Linked DNA regions of Mus musculus: region 1 is linked to region 2. The links are chromatin loops, found by intact Hi-C in ENCODE. Cell type or tissue: heart. All regions are shown on one strand. Links, peaks and the distances in the headings refer to the core of each region. The heading gives the core; the rest is flanking DNA.

What was found. Peaks named below come from ENCODE experiments on the same cell type or tissue, not always from the same donor. Only the 100,000 strongest peaks of a DNase experiment are listed, where the experiment ranks them.
Region 1: a loop joins it to region 2, with 7 times the contacts of the local background. A loop is called at or near these places in 8 of 42 quality-filtered maps.

What each region holds. Positions count from the first base shown.
Region 1 is chr3:89,212,155-89,221,218 of GRCm38, reverse strand. Mtx1 (metaxin 1) reads left to right here and starts at 7,312. Exons shown (of 8, transcript NM_013604.3): 1 at 7,312-7,406; 2 at 8,273-8,342; 3 at 8,457-8,536. The coding sequence starts at 7,326. Thbs3 (thrombospondin 3) reads right to left here and starts at 6,039. Exons shown (of 23, transcript NM_013691.3): 1 at 5,895-6,039; 2 at 4,332-4,538; 3 at 3,278-3,534; 4 at 3,089-3,191; 5 at 2,336-2,362; 6 at 2,090-2,172; 7 at 1,955-2,006; 8 at 1,682-1,830; 9 at 1,224-1,364; 10 at 990-1,067; 11 at 109-261. The coding sequence starts at 5,973. In heart, for the core only: no CTCF peak of the experiment used is centred there; DNase peaks (open chromatin) are centred at 5,198, 6,008, 6,858 and 7,188; H3K4me3 peaks cover 3,615 bases; H3K27ac peaks cover 3,896 bases.
Region 2 is chr3:89,110,389-89,119,452 of GRCm38, reverse strand. It overlaps the pseudogene Gm29704. Among named protein-coding and RNA genes, the nearest start is that of Fdps, 13 kb to the right of the region's middle. In heart, for the core only: a CTCF peak has its summit at 3,760 (motif pointing left); no DNase peak of the experiment used is centred there.

The sequences.
Region 1 (9,064 bases), core at 530-8,529, 100 kb before region 2:
CTTACCTCTTTCCCATGAAGGCACTGAGGTCAGTCCCTACATTTTCACCAGCTTTATACATTTCTCCAGAGCCCTCCTTTTTTCCTCCTCATCTTAAATCTAGGTTACCTGGCATGACACAGCGCCATTGCGTTCAAAGAGACAGTGGGCGTGGATGTGGCAGGGGCTGTGGGCAGGGCTGTGGCAGGTCCTTGCTGGAACGCAGCCCTGGCTCTGGTTCCCCAGGAAACCCAGGCGGCAGGGACCACATTTGAAAGACCCCTAAGAGTAGAGAGGTGGGGGCTGGAGAGATGGCTCAGAGGTTAAGAGCACTGACTACTTTTCCAGAGGTCCTGAGTTCAATTCCCAGCAACCACATGGTGGCTCACAGCCATCTGTAATGAGATCTGACGCCCTCTTCTGGTGTGTCTGAACACAGTGACTATGTACTCATATAAATAAATAAAATCTTTAAAAAAAAAAAAAAAAAAAAGAGTAGAGAGGTGGAGTTAAGAAAGGATGAGCCTGGACGAGTCTCGTTCTACCTGTGGAACCTCAGGCAGCCACCCAGAACTACACCTGCTGTATCTATCTCCTTTAGGTTCTCAGCACAGACTTTTTTTTTTAATTTTATGTGCATTAGTGTTTTGCCTGCATGTATATCTGTGTGAGGCTGTCAGATATTGGAATTACAGTGTGAGATGCCATGTGGGTACTGGGAATTGAACCCAGGTCCTTTGGAAGAGCAGTCAGTGTTCTTAACGACTAAGCCATCTCTCCAGCCCCAGGACAACTTTCTTTAAAGGCAGATAATAGCCCCATTTTTCTAATGAGGAAACTGAGGCTCAAAATGATGAAATAACTTGCTAAAGGTCACAACTGTAAAAGGCAGAATCAACCTGGCCATCTTGCATGGTGCCCAAGGGGGACAGGAAGAAGGAGGAAATTTGAAGAGGGAGTGACACGGTTTCCTTTCCCCAGTCAGAGGCAGAGCAGGGCATTCAACTCACCACCGTGTTGGTGCAGATGGAATTTGGGTCACAGCCTCCGTTGTTACCATCATTACATTCATCAATGTCATTGCAGACCTAAAAGGGCAGGGTGGAGGGGGATCTCACAGATACAGAAGTCACTACTGACAGGGCCCATGGGTGAGCACTGGCATGTTTAGACCCAAAGCCAGAGCTGGTGTAGGGGAGTCTCATCTCATTTTTCACAAATCCATACAGACTTTACCATCTGACCTGTTTGCTGGCTCGAGCATAGTCGATGCCCACACCAGACACTCGGGTGCCCTTGTACCCTGGAGGACAGGCCTCGCAGTGGAAGCCAGGCATGGTGTTGATGCAGCTGGACCCCGGGAAACAGGGGTCAGCGTGAGCACACTGGGGACCAAATGAGAAGGCAGACGTCAGGCATTTTCCTGGGGAAGTGAGCAGCTGTGTGTGATCCTAAGAGCATCACTCCTGGTCCCTGGGCAGCTCTCTCAGCCCAACCTCACAGTGCTCCGTTTCCCCTGGCTGGCCATCTCAAACTTCCCTACCTCTCCCCCAGCTCCTTCACCGCATAGCCCTCTAGTCTACCCTTTATCTTTTTCCTCCTTCCTGTGCTTTCTGGTCTCTGAGCTCTCCTGAATTCCTCTGCTTCTGAACAACTTTCACCCATTTTTTTTTGTACCCTCGAGAGCCCCGCCATCACTCACCTCGTTGATGTCATCACAGTGGGTGCCATTGCCCTGCAGGCCAGGTGGGCAGGGCCCACAGCGATAGCCCGGGTACTCATACACTTCCATACAGTCCACGCCTCGGAAGCAGGGGCTGGGGCTGCAGTGTGAACGCTGCTCGTGGAAACCTGGGAGGTAGACACGGTCAGAGCCACCCTCGAGGGTCACTCTTCGGATGGCTAGGAAGGAAAAGCTGAAGCCACACGGTGGGGAGCATAGCAGTGCTCTCTGGGGCCCTCCTCTCCCACTCACCGCACACCTGACACTCCATGATGGTGTTCCGGATGAGTGACATTTCCTTCACCTGACGAGTGAGGAGAAGTCATCTCTCTGCCACTGTCGTCACACCCCACCCCAGAATCGCATCCTTGGCCTGCCCACTCAAACCTGGTCTCGGATGTCGTCCCGAAGCTCCACTAGGATCTGGTTGAAGAGGGTGAGCTGGGTGACCAATGCCTTGGTCTGCTCCCCTGTCAAGGACCAGGGGATGGAGAGACTTAGAATCGGGGAGCCACTCTGGGCCCTCTTTGCACTGTAAGTCAGCTCTTGTCCCCGAAGCCCACACCACACCTTAGACCCCACCCATGACAGAGGACCACCCTTGCCTCCACTGCCTCTTCATAACTGACTCACCTAGAATGGATTGCAGTGCGCTGGTCACTAGAGGAGAAGTGAGAGCAGTCAGTGGGAGATACTAAGGAAGTGGGAAGGAAGGGGGTCTAGAAGAGGGACAGCCCTGGACCCTCAAGAAAGATGAAGCAGTGCAGAGTGTCATGACAGAGGCAATCCACTACACAGCCTTGCACACGGTAGGCAAGCACTCTTCACATAGCCCCTTACTCGGTCACAGCCACCCCTTCCATCAGGCTAAAGGCCCTCTGGGCATTGCCTTATAGGAAGCCAGAAAAATTTCAAGTCTTCATTCCCAGGCATAGTAGTTCCAGGAGGACTCCAAATGAGAGGCAACCCAAAGTAGGTCCAGGCCCCCAGTACATTCCATTTCAAACCCTTCCCCCAAGCTGCCCCTTCAAGAACCCTTTCAAGTCTCTGGGAGAAGTGGGTGTTTGCTTAGGTAAGAGTCTCTAAGCATCCTTGTCACAGACCAGGATGAGAGTCCTTGGCTAAAGGTGCCACTCAATTGTAGGTGACAGTTGCCAAGAGCAACTACAAAAATCTTGAGACTAAGCCATTACCTTACTCCTTAACCCTAGAGTTCCCCGGAGTTACAGCCCTGCTGGATGATCTTATTTTTCTGATCTACACCTCCTACACATGAGTCAAGGATAAAAGACTTGGAGTTGGGGGGAGGGGGGCGGTTGAAAGCTTCAGGAATGGTCAAGCTAAAGGAAAGTGTTAACTGGGGAGGAGGTCAGAAGGATCTGTTACCTGCATTGTGAATGGAGTCGTCTCCTTGGAATGGACATTCACTCAGGGCTCCTACCCGAGCCATGGATCCACCCAGAATAATTTTCATCGATTCCACAAAGCCCTAGGGGTCAGCAGGGAGGCAGGCAGATCGAGCAGCTCCTCTTGGTGCTACAAACCATGTTCCCCAAACCAGAGGTTCCTTCTCACCTGCATCCTCAGATAAGCCTTTTGTCCAGTTCTAATCTCCAGTCCACTGACCTCTGCTGGAGGGATCGGGGCCAGTGCTGGAAGGCCAGCATGTTGGTCACCCAGTTTACAGTCCACATACAGCTGCAGGCCAGGGCTGGGTCGAGAAGGTCCTCGGAGTCGCAGGAGAGCCGTGTGTGTGCGCCCATCAGCCAGGCCTGCTTGCTGTAGGTTCACTGCATGGACTTTGCCATCTTCCCGCTGGTACCGCACCAGCACTGCCCAGGATTGGAGGTCAGTATGTGCACTAGCCCCACCCCATGTTCCAACTGACTTCCATCATCTCTTCTATATACCAATATGCCACCCCATGGCTGTCTGTCTCTTTGTTTTTTTTGAGACAGGTTTATCTGTGTAGCTCTGAGTATACTGGAACTCACTCTGAGGAACAAGCTGGCCTCAGACTCAGAGATCTGCCTGCCACTGCCTCCATCTGCCTGGAATTAAAGGCGTGTGGCATGACAGCTCAGAGAGAAACTACAAATTAGGTTAATTCCTAATGTGTAACTCTCAACACCTTGTATGTAACAGGTGCACAATAAATGCTTTTCAGCCAGGCGTTGATGTGACAAGCACTCACAGGACCAGGCATGTGGATCTCTGAGTTGCAGGCTGGAGCTACATGGAGAAACCCTATCTTGAAAAGTAAATAAATGTATAAACAATGAAAGTAGTAAATGAATGCTTTTCAAATTGGCCTTAGATGACCTTATTCTCCATGTCTAGGAGACTATCCTTTCCCAAGGTGGCAACTAGATCTGTACCCACTGAACTTTAGCAAAGATCTGAGTGGTACAGTCATTGCTGGGACACAGAGCTGTCTCACCCTCCCTGAGCATCCCAGCCTACAACCTGCCATCCATCCCTATAAATACCAGCCTGACCCAACTGTTTGAGTTCCTCCATACCAGTAGCCCTAGTAGAGGTCATGGAGAATAAAGAGGCACCTGGGAGAGGGCATGAGGGAGACTGCTCAAGGGGTCATTGATGCTGGAAAGGGGTGCCCACCAGTCACCTTTGTTGATCTTGCCCACAACAGAGGCCTCCAGCCATCGTGTGTTGTCTTGGCGAGAGTAGAGGCCAAAGAGGACACCACCTTGCTTTGGAGGGAGGCGGAAAGTGGACAAGAGGTAGATATCCCCAGCAGTGAGTAAAGCTGTCCGAATCTTCTCTGCCACAGCTACCATCTGCCTGGATTCGCCCACTGTCAGCAGGTCAATTACTGGCCAGATAGGGATTTAAAAATTAGAGGAAGTGGTTGGAGTCTGAGGTAGGCCTGCCCTCTCTCCTGAGCTCTCAGAGGTGAGGCATCCCTTTTTTTTATGTTTGTTTTTTTTTTTTTTTTTTTTTTTTTTTTTTTTTTTTTTGAGACAAGGATTTTCTGTAGCCCTGGCTGTCCTGGAACACACTCTGTAGACCAGGCTGGCCTCGAACTCAGAAATCCGCCTGCCTCTGCCTCCTGAGTGCTGGGATTAAAGGCGTGCCCCACCACGCCCGGCTGAGGCATCCCTAATTATCATCTTCCTACCTCTGAACTGCATCCTCAAAACTCAAACTCTTTAGGGATGCTGGTACATGCCTGTAGCCTCAGGCTGAGAGGACTGCCTCAAGCAATCAGGCAGCCTCCGCTACTTTAGACCAGGCTACAAGACCCTATCTCTAAAAACAAAACCATTGGCCCTTTTTTTGTTATCAAGGCAATGCTTCCCTCCCAGCACCTTCTATTGCTTCCAAAGCCTTGGGAACCTATAGGCTTAGAGCCCACTTACAAATACCAAAGCCACTCGCAAACTTCCTATGTCCCACCAGGTGGCGCAAGGGAGACATTGCTGACTAGAGTCTGGAGTGGCACCTGGTGCCCACAACTCAGGAACCAGGAGTACCATCTCTCCATTGCTGGGTTTAGCACACTCCAAACCCTGGGGCCGGTCCTCCCATCCCAGGGGCTCATCACACACATCTTACAGCCGTCCACAAAGCGCTCTGACCCTCCCATCGCTGTTTAGTCTTTCCCCCCTGGGAATGTAGGACCCAGCCAGCATCTCTTCCTCCTGTGTCCTGGCCAATCTGTGGTTTCCCTTCCAGCCAGTAAAGAATCTTTGCTTGTGTCATCTGCTCCTACCACCTCTCCTACACCACCCATGGGCCATCCCCCCACCAGACCTCCGGGAGAGTTCAAGCTGCCCAATCCCCACCCCCGCCCTATCTTTTAGAAACCAAGAGCCAGAGTAAAGGGGGGGGGAACCAAGCCCAGGGTCCCCCACCGTGCAGTCACCATCAATCAAGCTGCTTGCCCAGACTATCCTGTTGATGCTCTGAGACTAACTCTGTCGTGGAGTCCTCCTGGATCCATCCTGGTCTCAGTGCCTGACACTGCACCAATCTGCACTCACCCACCACTCTGGTGCCCACCCCTCCTACATTATCACCAACCCTTCACTCTTCGCAGTGTTAACTTTTCTCTCCAACCCATTTCAGGACTCTTCCCTCTCTCTCAAACTCACATGTGGTCTGTTATTTGCCTGGGGGCAAAAGAAAGGAGACAAAGAGGTGTCAAGGGGGATGAATGCAGGCTTACCCTGAAGGTCCTGACTGCCACACGTGTAAGAGCAGAGGAGGAGGAGAGCCAGGACACCCCAAAGTTCCGGCTTCTCCATGCCGCTTAGCCGGTTCACTACCCCTGGCAGGCAAGGCGACTGGGAGGGAAAAAGACTAGGCGGAGAGCAGGAGCAGGAGGGGGGCGGAGGGACTGAGGAGCGAGCTGGGGGGTTGGGGGGGAGCAGGCGGGTAGGGGGGGGGGTTGAAACAAAGAGCTGCCAATCACCTTGGAGGCATCACCGGCTCCCGAAACCAGAGGCACTGGGAAAGAGTCCCAGAGCTTTCCTTGCCTCCTGCTCCACCATAATGATTTTCCTCAAAGATGCTTCCCTTTAGCCTGACATCTGGTTCTTGGGAGCTTTCAACTTAACAGCGCTACCAAATGCTACTGTTCTCTGCAAGCAGTGGTTGGAAAAGTCAGAATCCCCTGCCTTGGGCAATTCTAGGTTCTAGGCATTATTTCACGGTTGGCGGAAATGGATGTCAGTGGACCATCCTTTGCTACAGTGCCTAGAAGACTACGTACGACACGAGGCTTATTGATGTGGCACAGCAAAAAAAAAAAAAATTTTTTTATTACGGTGTGTTGCGTCCCTGACATGTGCCCATTCCTCCATTTCCCCTCACTCTTGGGAAAATAGAAATCTGGAAGCACCGACGAGAACTTGATGGCTTTCTAAGACATCAGAAAGGGGAAAGCATCACCAGAGGCTAGAGCCATAAACTAGAAGACAGGAGCGAGGATGGGACTGGGGAACACTGGATACCGCGGGATGGCCCTGTCCGGGGTGAACCCGAGGGGAGCTGGGGACCGACCAGGAGTTCCCGTTACGAAGGCAACTGCCCGCGAGCCGCACCTCCCCTTCCCCCACTCAGGCCCCAGCCGGGCCTCAGCTCGGGCGCCGCCACCGCCCCTGTTTTGTTTCCATGGCGACAGGCAGCGCGAGGCCCTCTCCAAACATAACGCGCAGTGGAAAACATGCGGCTCGGGGGACCCCCCCGCGGCGTCCGCTCAGGGCTGAGACCTGAGAGGGCCCGGGGTTGTCGGGGCCATGTGCAGTTTGGCAAGTGCCCCCAGAGACCGACAAGCCGCACCAGATGCCCCTCTCCCAAGCCCTCCGTGTCGCCGGCGGTTCGTGGCTACGCTCGGCAGAGGCGCCGCGAAAGTCCCAAGCGCGTCTGGACGGCGGCCCTGCTCCCTTACGGGGGCCGCCTCAGGACGAGCCCGCGGCGCTCCCCAGAAGGCCGATGCCCCACCTCTCACAGCCCCGCCGCGGCTCAGGCCGCCAAGAGCCACGCCTCCCCAGACCCCAAAGCCCCGGCGGCCAGGGAGGCGGGGACCAGGGGCGGTTCCTGGCGAGAGAAGGCCGACGCATACGAGAAGGTGCTTCCGGGTCAGAGAGCGTACAAGATGGCGGCGCCCATGGAGCTGTTCTGCTGGTCAGGGGGCTGGGGATTGCCGTCGGTGGACCTGGATAGTCTGGCCGTGCTGGTGAGGGCTCATGCACCTGTCCTCTGATCTCTGGAGAGCCGGAGTGGGTGCTCGAGCTTTGCCGAGAACCGAGACGCATGCGTCTTGAGAGAAACTGAGGCAGTCGAAGGCCGATGTGGGCTCCGCGCCTTACGTCCGGATTTCCTAGGATCGATTTGTGTAGCAGTGGAAGTAGGCTTGGTCAGGGCTTCAGAAGATGGGTTTAGACCTTGCCTATCCATTTATTGGCTGGGTGACCTTGGGATAACCCCTTCTGGACGATCTCTTCTTTTTCCGCTATGAATCCATTGAATCTCGTTTTCGTAGACCAGACAGCCCCACAGCCAGACTGTGTAGGAAGACCTTTAGAACTAGGCAGACTTGCTTCTCTTCATTCAACGTCTTCGGGATTGCAAAAAACATTTATTATGCCTCTTAGAGTAAAAAACATTCCCTTGCAATACGATTTTGACCCTTGTATTGAAATTGTTAACAGAAAGGCAAACATGTAAGCAAATAATGAAACGATCACGTGTATTGATGTAAAGTAGAAACAGAATACAGAGACTGTCAAAGTAAATCAGTACTTCCAGGAAGAGGGAAGTTAATTAGGAAAAGCTTTTGTGAATAGGCTTTACAGTGTAGATGGCATAAGGGTAGAAATCTTTTCCTAATGTTTAATCTTGGAAATGGACATATAAACATGTCCATGAACTGTCTGGTCTAGTTTGCCCATTTGTAAATAGGAATGACACCCTCTTTCCGCCTCTCCTTTTGGTATAAAAGTATAGACCATAGAACATAATTTACTGAGTCACGGATTCTTTTCTTGGTTTCTTTATGAAGCCATACCCTGGCCTCTCTACCGTCTGCTTCCTTCCCTGCAGACCTATACCAGATTTACAGGCGCCCCACTGAAGATACACAAGACCAGCAATCCTTGGCAGAGCCCTTCAGGTATCCCTGAGGGACAGGAATGTGCCAGGGGAGGAGCAGGGGACAGGAATGCAATGCAAATGAGTATGACTAGGCAAGCTGGACCCTGTGAGTATACTTCTTTCTCAATATCAGGAACTCTGCCTGCTCTTCGAACCAGTGATGGGAAAGTCATTACAGTGCCACACAAGATCATCACCCATCTTCGTAAAGAGGTAGGTGACTTGAGTGGGGGCTGACAATGGAGGAAATCCAGTCCGTGAAGTGTAACTTATTTATTGGCCACCAGACACAGGCCAGGCAAGAGCAGTGTGATCCAGAGCAGGGAGGAGCAGCATGGGGGATGCAGTGTGACTGTGACAAGCAGTTGGCCAGATAGTGAACTTAAGGGGCTGTGGGGTGGGATAAGCGGAGAAATCAAATGGGCAGGGAGGAAGAGAAATACACAGGCTGATGACACATGGAAAATAAAGAAGAGTAGAGAACAGCAGTTGGTTTCCGGGTAGACCTGAAAGGAATTTCTAATATAAACCGTCATGGTGGTACACGCATATAATCCCAGCACTTGGTAGAAGTGGGATGATCAGAAATTTAAAATCATCTTTGGCTACATAGTGTGTTTGGGGCCAGCCTGGAAGACATAAGAACCCCTCTCAAAAAAGAAAAAAGTCACTGGGCAGTGGTGGCACACATCTTTAATCTGAACACCTAGAAGGCAGAGGCAGGCAGATCTCTGTAGTTGA
Region 2 (9,064 bases), core at 376-8,375:
GGGTGTGTGTGTGTTTACATTTGAGAATCCAGAGAACTCTTGTGGATAGCAAGAAGTGCCATCACCTGATGGGAGCTCAGAGTGGATTCAAGGTTGCGCCACCTGTGCATAACTACATTTTTTTCTTTTTTTTTTATCCTGGGGTGCATGGGCAGAGTTGAAAGTGGATTTCTGAATTTGAGGCCAGGCTGGACTACAGAGTGAGTTCAGGACAGCCAGGGCTACACAGAGAAGCCCTGTCTCAACAAACAAACAAACAAACAAACAAAACAAAACAAAAAACAAAAAACAAAAAAAAAAAGAAAGTGGCCGGGCGTGGTGGCGCACGCCTTTAATCCCAGCACTCGGGAGGCAGAGGCAGGTGGATTTCTGAGTTCGAGGCCAGCCTGGTTTACAAAGTGAGTTCCAAGACAGCCAGGGCTATACAGAGAAACCCTGTCTCGAAAAACCAAAAACCAAAAAAAAAAAAAAAAACCATATAAAAAAAAAAAAGAAAGTGGGTTAGAGTGCAGCCATAGTGGCACACCTCGTCTTTGTCAAAAGATCTTTGCTGCCTCTGCTGTCAAACACCTAGGTTATTTCTTTTTCTTTTTTTAAAGATTGATTTATTTATTATATGTAAGTACACAATAGCTGTCTTCAGACACTCCAGAAGAGGGCATCAGATTTTGTTATGGATGGTTGTGAGCCACCATGTGGTTGCTGGGATTTGAACTTGGGACCTTTGGAAGAGCAGTCGGCGCTCTTAACCACTGATCCATCTCGCCAGCCCACCTAGGTTATTTCTAATAGTTCTGACCCATTCTTTCCTGCAAACGCATCCATCTTTTGTATCTTTTTACAAATGTCAAGTGTTGGCCGAGTAACAAAGGCCAGGTTAACCAAGTCCTCTGGGTCTATAGAGGAAATAACGGATAGGTGTCCAAGGGGCATTCCAGAAAAGTTGAAGGTGATTCATCTGGGCTCTGTTTCACATCTGCTACTTTAGACAGGTTAGTGGGCTTTTGTTCTGCCTGGTTCATCTTTCTACCAGAACCTGGTGGTACTCTGAGTGACCTCTTATCTCCCTTGGGATAGTCTCATTGGGATATCCAACCTGGCAGAGTGAGGTCAGTTGCCTCTACTATCTGGTCATCAGTCTTTGAAGCTATTCTGGAGAGTGCTGAAGCTGATGTTGTGGCAGTCCATCCCCTAACTTTGGTAGTGAAGAGGGGATGGAGAATTTGTTGACAATCATCCCACGTGGGAAGGTATTGAAAAACATAGGATCAATTAGAGAAATTAAGGAATTTATGTTGGGCTTAAAGGGGGAGTGTTGATCTGATTCTTCCTCTTGTAGAAATCTGTAATGGAAAAAGGATAATGGGTAGCAATTGTCTGGAATGAGCCATAGGGGAGGGAGGACAGAAGGAGGTACTGCTCAGAAACAGGATTGGAGGAAGAGAAGGAGGAGGGAAACAGGATTGGAGGAAGAGAAGGAGGAGGAGTTTCGAGAGTCATATGGCACCCCCTGGCAGGTGTGGAGAGGGGAAACACAGGGAGGTAGAGAAGATCTAGGGAGAAGGAAGACAGGAGAGATAGGGAAGAGCTACGTGGCAGAGTAGAGGTTGAAGCAGACAGACAGGAGAGGGCAGAGTGAGGCTGGAGATGGTAGCGAGGGTTGTGAAGGAGGAGGTGAGCAGGGGAAGGGGGTAAACATGGTTGTGTGGAGGGAGGAGACATTGTTTCTCCTGTGAGTCCTGCAGAATGGTTTTCAGAAGGCGTGCCCGGACTTCTGCTACAGGTCCTCAAAGGGTCCATCTGCCGACAGTCAGGGCTTGGTCATCTTGCTCATTTCTAACCAAACAGACCCTCATTCAGGAGCCAGGGTTGGAAGTTGCTTCTGTCAAAGGCAAGATGTTCCCATTCTGATCTGGATGGTTGGGTTTACTGAGGGTGACATTTACTGCTGCCCAGGCTGGGGTGGGGATGGGGCAGTCGTTTCCAAGTGTGGGCTATTCGGTTTCACAGAATGTTCAGAGATGACTCTTGGTGATAGGATATTCATAATCATCCTGGACAATAGATAAAGATAACCAGCAGGGCGGTGGTGGCACATGCCTTTAATCCCAGCACTCGGGAGGCAGAGGCAGGCAGAAACCCTGTCTCGAAAAACCAAAAAAAAAAAAAGACCAAGAACCTCAAGTGGCATGTGACATCTCACTTTTTGAGGGTAAAATATCTGGGTTCCATCAAACCCTTCTATTTCCCAGATTGGGATCCCCACAGACCAGATCACGTATTCCCAGGAGAGGCCTTCTCCTCAGAGCATTGGAATGCCTTTTTTTTTTTTTTTGGTACGTGAACCAGTCACCTTTTATTGAACACTAGTTCTCAGTCAGGGTATGAAGGTTCAGCTAGTTGAATTCTTCCTAGGTCAGAGTGGGGCAGGCAGTTACACTTGGCCATGCAATGCCCTCTAGCGACCCCTCTTCAGTGGTACTTGTGTCGCCGCTCATGTTTGAGTTCCTTGTAAGAAATGTAGTAGCTGAAAACCACGTAGGCAGCCAGCACCATGAGATGCCGCCTTTCTGAACATTGATGTCCTTGTTGTAAGACAGGACATCCCCTCTCTGAAAGGCTCCTGCAATGCCATTGGTGGTGAAATCCCTCATCAATATCCAGCTTGGCAGCACTCCAAGTTTGACCTCCATGAGCTTCTTCTCCTTCAATGGCTTGAGCGACGCCATCTTGAAGTCCTGGTCTGGAAGGTGTACACCTCCTGAGGCAGCCCTTCAACCCTGGAGCCCCAGAATGAAGATGCAGCTTTAGAATTTGGGTGGTCTATCTCGCTGGGGCCTCCAGAAAATGTGAATCCCACTGAGTGAGAATAAGACCACTACCACAAGCCAGTCAGTGGTGGTACAAACCTTTAATCGCTGTGCTCAGTTGGCAGAGTTAGATGAATCTCTGAGTTCCAGGACAGCCAGGGCTACACAGAGAAAAACGTATCTTGAAAAATTAAAACTTTTTTGAGCAAAATTTGAAGTAAACACCTGAGAATTGGCTAGTGACTGCCTCCCTTGGGTTAAAAAGAGCAGACTTAGGCAGAGGCAGGTGGATTTCTGAGTTCAAGGCCAGCCTGGTCTACAAAGTGAGTTCCAGGACAGCCAAGGCTGTACAGAGAAACCCTGTCTCAAAAACAAACAAACAAACAAACAAACAAAGAGCAGACTTAGGGCCCTTTTAAGTAAAATCATAAGTAGATGCAAAGCAGAGTTACAGAAGACAATAGAGCAGTAAAGAAGTATGAAAAAATATAAAAACAAAACAAAACAAACCAGCTTTCACCATCTCATCTCAGGTAAAGCTTGCGTTCCTTTTCATCCCCACTGCCTTTCCACAGATGGGGTATGAGCCTTAGAAGAGGAGTAAGGAAGCCCAGAAGGTTCATTGGGAATATAAAAACACACCTACCTGGGCTCTGGCCAGCATCTAAAAGAAAAAGACAGAATTTAAAAAAAAAAAAAAAAAGCTCCACTTTTCTGAGTCAGGCCCCAAAGGTGGGCATCACACCTGAACCTCTTTTAGACTGTACTAGGGGGCCAGAATTCTGAGAAGGAAAAGCACATTATCTAATCTACTTGCCTAGGAGTGGTCCTGTCCCGCCCCACCCCCCACCCCCTTCCCCCAGTCAGGTCCCAGACCCGCCCAAGTGGATCAACATTTAGGGAGGAGATAATGGCATGTCTCCACCTAGAGGTGATTCTGCTCCTTACAGTGTGTGTTCATGAAGAATGTGTCTACTAGGGTGCAGGTGTCTTGGAGAACCTGTCATTTTGTTTCATTGTCTCTTGCTTACTGTTCATATGCCAAGCTAGCTGCTAGGAATTTACCTCTGCTGCCCACTTCATCATAAGAGCATGGGTTTACAGGTGAGTGCTGCTAACTATCTGACTCCACGTGGGTTGTGAGGATCTGAACTCAGTTCCTCAAGCTGGTATAGCAAGCGTTCTATCCACTGAGCCACTGGCCCAGCTCCCTCCTTCAGACTCTCACATAGACTTTAGAAATTAGTTACATACAGTTACCTTCATCTTTCACATAAAATCCAGAGGGGTAGCTTGGGGTTGGCCTGGCCAGATGGCTCATCAGTTAGGAGCATGTGTGCTCCTGTGGAGGCCCTGGGTCTGAGCTTCAGCACCTAAGACAGAAGGTTCAAAAGTGCCTGCAATTCCAGCTCCAGGAGACCTGGCACCGCTGACCTTGTGGGGTACCTGCAGTCATGTGCACCCACAACAGATACACATGTGCATGTATGTGTGTGCACACACACTTAAAAATAACAACAACAAAACAAGACACCTGCAATATACCAGTACCCTCAATTTCATTTATTTGTTTAGATATTACACATTCAATTAGAATTCAAATGGGGGCCAGGAAGCACACTGCATGATACCTGTCTGTAAGAGGCTTAGACCCAGAACTTTCACTTTATCTGGTTAAGGACAGAGACAACTACAATGAGAAACCCTGTCTCCAAAAACAGAAATCAAAACCAAAAATGAAAGAAAGAAAGAGAGAGAGAGAGAGAGAGAGAGAGAGAGAGAGAGAGAGAGGAAGGAAGGAAGGAAGAAAAGGAAAAAAAAGAAAAACAGTGACCATGGGCTAGAGAGCTGGCTCAGTGGTTAAGAACACTGACTGCTCTTCCAGAGGTCCTGAGTTCAATTCCTAACAACATGGTGGCTCACAACCATCTGTAATGGGATCTGATGCCCTCTTCTGGAGTGTCTGAAGACAGCTACAGTGTACTCATATATATATAAAATAAATAAATCTTAAAAAAAAATAAAGAGAGAGAGAGAGAGAGAGAGAGAGAGAGAGAGAGAGAGAGAGAGAGAGAGAGAAAGAGAGAGACAGAGACAGAGAGACCACATCCCAGAAACAACATATATTGAGATCTCCCTCCAATACAATGTCCTAATGATGTAGAAACAGACTTGTGGAGTTTTTATGGTAACAAAGGAGGTTATACAACAAAGCATTTAAAAATGGGTTGTGGCCAGGCAGGGGTGGCACATGCCTTTAATCCCTGCACTTGGGAGGCAGAGGCAGGCAGATTTCTGAGTTCAAGGCAAGCCTGGTCTATAGAGTGAGTTCCAGAAACCCTGTCTCCAAAAAAAAAGAAAAAAGAAATAAAAATGGGTTGTGTAAGCAAGGGTGCAGCAAGCTCACCAAACTGTGCCATTCTGTGAGTGGAAACAAAGGTGTATGGGGATCAGTCTGCCAAGGTTATCTCTCCATGGGGAAGGGGAAGCAGAGAGAAGCAAAATGGGAGAAAGCACGCAGCTTCTCAGACAGACAGGCTGAGCCCAGTTTGGACCTAACCTACTGATGGAAACAGGGATGTGGATTACTGCAGACAGGGAATCTCAACTGCAGGCCTCAGATGCTACCTGGTCCCTTCTTATCCGTTCCACTGGTGCAGTTAAGGTTTGGTTAATACATTCCAAAGGGTTTTATTTGCCTATCAGGATGTTAGGTCTGGCACAAGGTGGGTAAGGAATTGCTTTTGGGGGACCTAAACACGGCCCCAAAGAAGTTGTATTTAGGCTCTGAACCTGCAGCAATCCAAACTCTTCACAGCCAATTTTGTTTTGTGTTTTTTCAAGACAGGGTTTCTCTGTATAGCCCTGGCTGTCCTGGAACTCACTCTGTAGACCAGGCTGGCTTCGAACTCAGAAATCTGCCTGCCTCTGCCTCCCAAGAGCTGGGATTAAAGGTGTGTGCCACCATTGCCTGGCTTGCTATTGACATTTTTAAAAAAGATTTTTTATTTTATGTTTACCTAAAATACAGGTTTTTGCCTGTATGTGTGTGTCTGCTGCCTGAACATAGTCAGAAGATGGTGATGGAGTCCCTGGTGTGAGCTTCCACAGGAAAGCAACTGGTGCTTTCCCACACTGAGACAGCTCAGCACGAGGCAGGGGTGTTTTAATCAGCTGCTTTTCAGGAATGCTGATTGACAAATTTCCCCCAGCAAGACAGGGTTTCCTTTTGTAGCTCTGGCTGTCCTGAAACTCCCTATATGGAGACCAGGCTGGCTGCAAAATCAGGGCTCTGCCATCCTCTGCTGGGAGTAAAGGCTGTGTTGGCTCTGATTGGCCTTTAATCAGTCAACTCTTGGTGGCTCCTAATAGCAGCTGGTCACAAGATCATAGGATGACTGGCCACTTGAAACTTCCAGTTAATAATTTATCATGTATCCATGATGAAATGGCGATAAAGAGCCCTGACAGTACTTCCAGACTATCCGACGGGTAGGAAGGTGACCTGCCCAGCTCCGTGAGCACAGAACTATTTTGTACTCAGGACTTTTTTTTTTTTTTTTTTTTTTTTTTTTTTACCTTTTTAAACCTTGTTCAGTGTATCTCTTTATCTGGGTGTTCCTTTTGAAGAAAAGAAAGAGAAAAATAAGAAATAGAGACCATTTGTTTATTTAGGTTTTTTAAGACAAGATTTCTCATTGTAACCCTGGTTGTCCTAGATTGTACTCTATAGACCTCCACAAGACTACCCTCAAACTCAGAGATCTGCCTGTCTCTGTCTCCTGAGTTAAAACAGAGGAAGTCTGGACATAGTGGCATACCCCTTTAGTTCCAGAACTTAAGAGGCAAAACTGGGTTTATCTCTGAGTTCAAGGCCCACCTAGCCTACCTAGAGAATTCTAGGTCAGCCTTTCTCAAAGAATCAAAAAAAAAAAAAAAAAAAAAAAGAAAGGGGCTAGTGAGATGGCTCAGTGGTTAAGAAGAGAGCTGCCTGCTCTTCTGGAGGTCATGAGTTCAAATCCCAGCAACCACATGATGGCTCACAACCATCTGTAATGAGAAACAAATAAAAGAAGCTAATGGGCCTGATGGAGTGGGGTCCCAGGTCAAGAAGGGAAGCAGGGTTGGGGAAGGAGGGGAAGAATGTTACAGTTTTAAGTCAAAAAAAAAAAAAAAAAAAAAAAGAGGGCTGGAGAGATGGCTCAGCGGTTAAGAACACGGGCTGCTCTTCCAGAGGTCCTGAGTTCAATGCCCAGCAACCACATTGGTGGCTCACAACCATCTGTAATGGAATTTGATGCCCTCTTCTAATGTGTCTGAAGACAGCTACAGTGTACTCATATAAATAAAATAAAAGTTAAAAAAAAAAAAGAAAGAAAAGAAAGCCGGGCATGGTGGCGTACGCCTTTAATCCCAGCACTTGGGAGGCAGAGGCAGGCGGATTTCTGAGTTCAAGGCCAGCCTGGTCTACAGAGTGAGTTCCAGGACAGCCAGGGCTATACAGAGAAACCCTGCCTTGAAAAACAAAAACTAAAACAAACAAAACAAAAAGAAGGAAAGAAGGAAAGAAGGAAAGAAGGAAAGAAAGAAAGAAAGAAAGAAAGAAAGAAAGAAAGAAAGAAAGAAAGAAAGAAAGAAAGAAAGAAAGAAAGAAAGAAAGAAAGGGAGAAAAAGAAAGGAAGGATGGAAAGAAGGAAAAAAGGCGCTCCCTGGGGTGGCAGCGGGCCGGTGAACTGGAAAATGAGACGCTTAGGAAGCCACACACCAGTGAGTTCCGAGCCTTTGTGGGTTATTTACATGGGGCAGGGCTTCTCCTAAGTTTGCATGGCCTTGGCTTCTTTCTGCACAAGCTCCATTTGTAGCCCCGGCTTCCACCTTTCTCTACTAACTGTCCCCTTACAGATGGAAATCTTGAAGCCCCTCTGGTCCCTATGAGAACTCCCTTTGAGAGCCATGGTCCTAGAAAATTTGGAGGTAGGTAAAAATTGCTCTTCTAAATCTTCTTCCGTGGCATTGAAGGGTGTGGCTTAGGCATGAGAGTGACCGCAAGACTCCCTACTCTTTTGTCTTTTGGTTGGAGAGGAGACTTGTGGTTCCCTATAGTATGAGTTGGCTGGGAACTCTGTGTCACAGAGTCTTTGGTTTGAGTAGGCCTGATGGCTCATGTCTTTAATCCCAGAATTTAGCAGATTAAAGGCAGAGTCGGGCAGTTATCTTTTACTTTGAGGCTAGCCTGGTTAATATAGTAAATTCCAAGATGGTTAGGACAGCAGCCAGGCCTACATAGTGAGGTCATGCCTCTGCTTCACCCCCAACCAATCCTGCCCCCCCCAAAAGTTTAGTATTTGAATCTGTCATAGAGCCTAGATATCACAAATTTTACAATTTTAAAACATGAGGTTTAATTAAGAGTAACATTGTTGGGGTCTGGGAATCACCACACAACCCATGCATACACCAATCTCAGCTAAGGAAGAATAGCTTATTAAATGCACACCATAGTACTGGATGTCCAGGTCCACAAGAAGGAAAAACCTAATTGTGGCACCAGTCTATCCTCCGGGTAGGCTTTTTATAGGAAAAGCCAAGTCCAACAGTTTGAAGGACAAGGAGGGGAGCAGCTGGCTTACTAGGCAAGCATTATCAGCCAACCTTTAAGCTGAGTGGTCCTGAGTTTGGAAAGGGGGAGGAGTGAATACGTGGTGAACAGGGGATTTCAGAACATTGAGATAACAGAGCATGAGTATTATAATCATAACTTTTTGGCTTATTAGTAGCATTCTTCAGTGTCAGCCACAAGAACAACGGTGAGCTCGTGTATAGGTGCAGGAAGGGCTGCCTGGTGGTCAGCTCTGACTCAAGATATTTTAGACAGAACAGTTCATATTGAACTTTGATTTGATGGGTCCTATGTAAAGCTTTGTGGAATCTCTTAAAATCTGGAGCTGGAGAGGTGGTTTAGCAGTTAAGAGCACTGACTGTTCTTCCAGAGGTCCTGAGTTCAAATCCCAGAAACCACATGGTGGCTCACAACCATCTGTAATGGGGTCTGATGCCCTCTTCTGATGTGTCTGAAGATAATGACAGTGTACTCACATACATTAAAAAAAAAAAGTTAGCAAATCTCATACAGAACAAAACAAGGAATGTGGTCAGCACGTCCTTGAGCCAAGTCAATTTTTTTTGTGTCAATGACTGGCAGGCATGTTACAGCAACAATATGAAATAGCTGGCAGGCATGGAACAAAATGGCT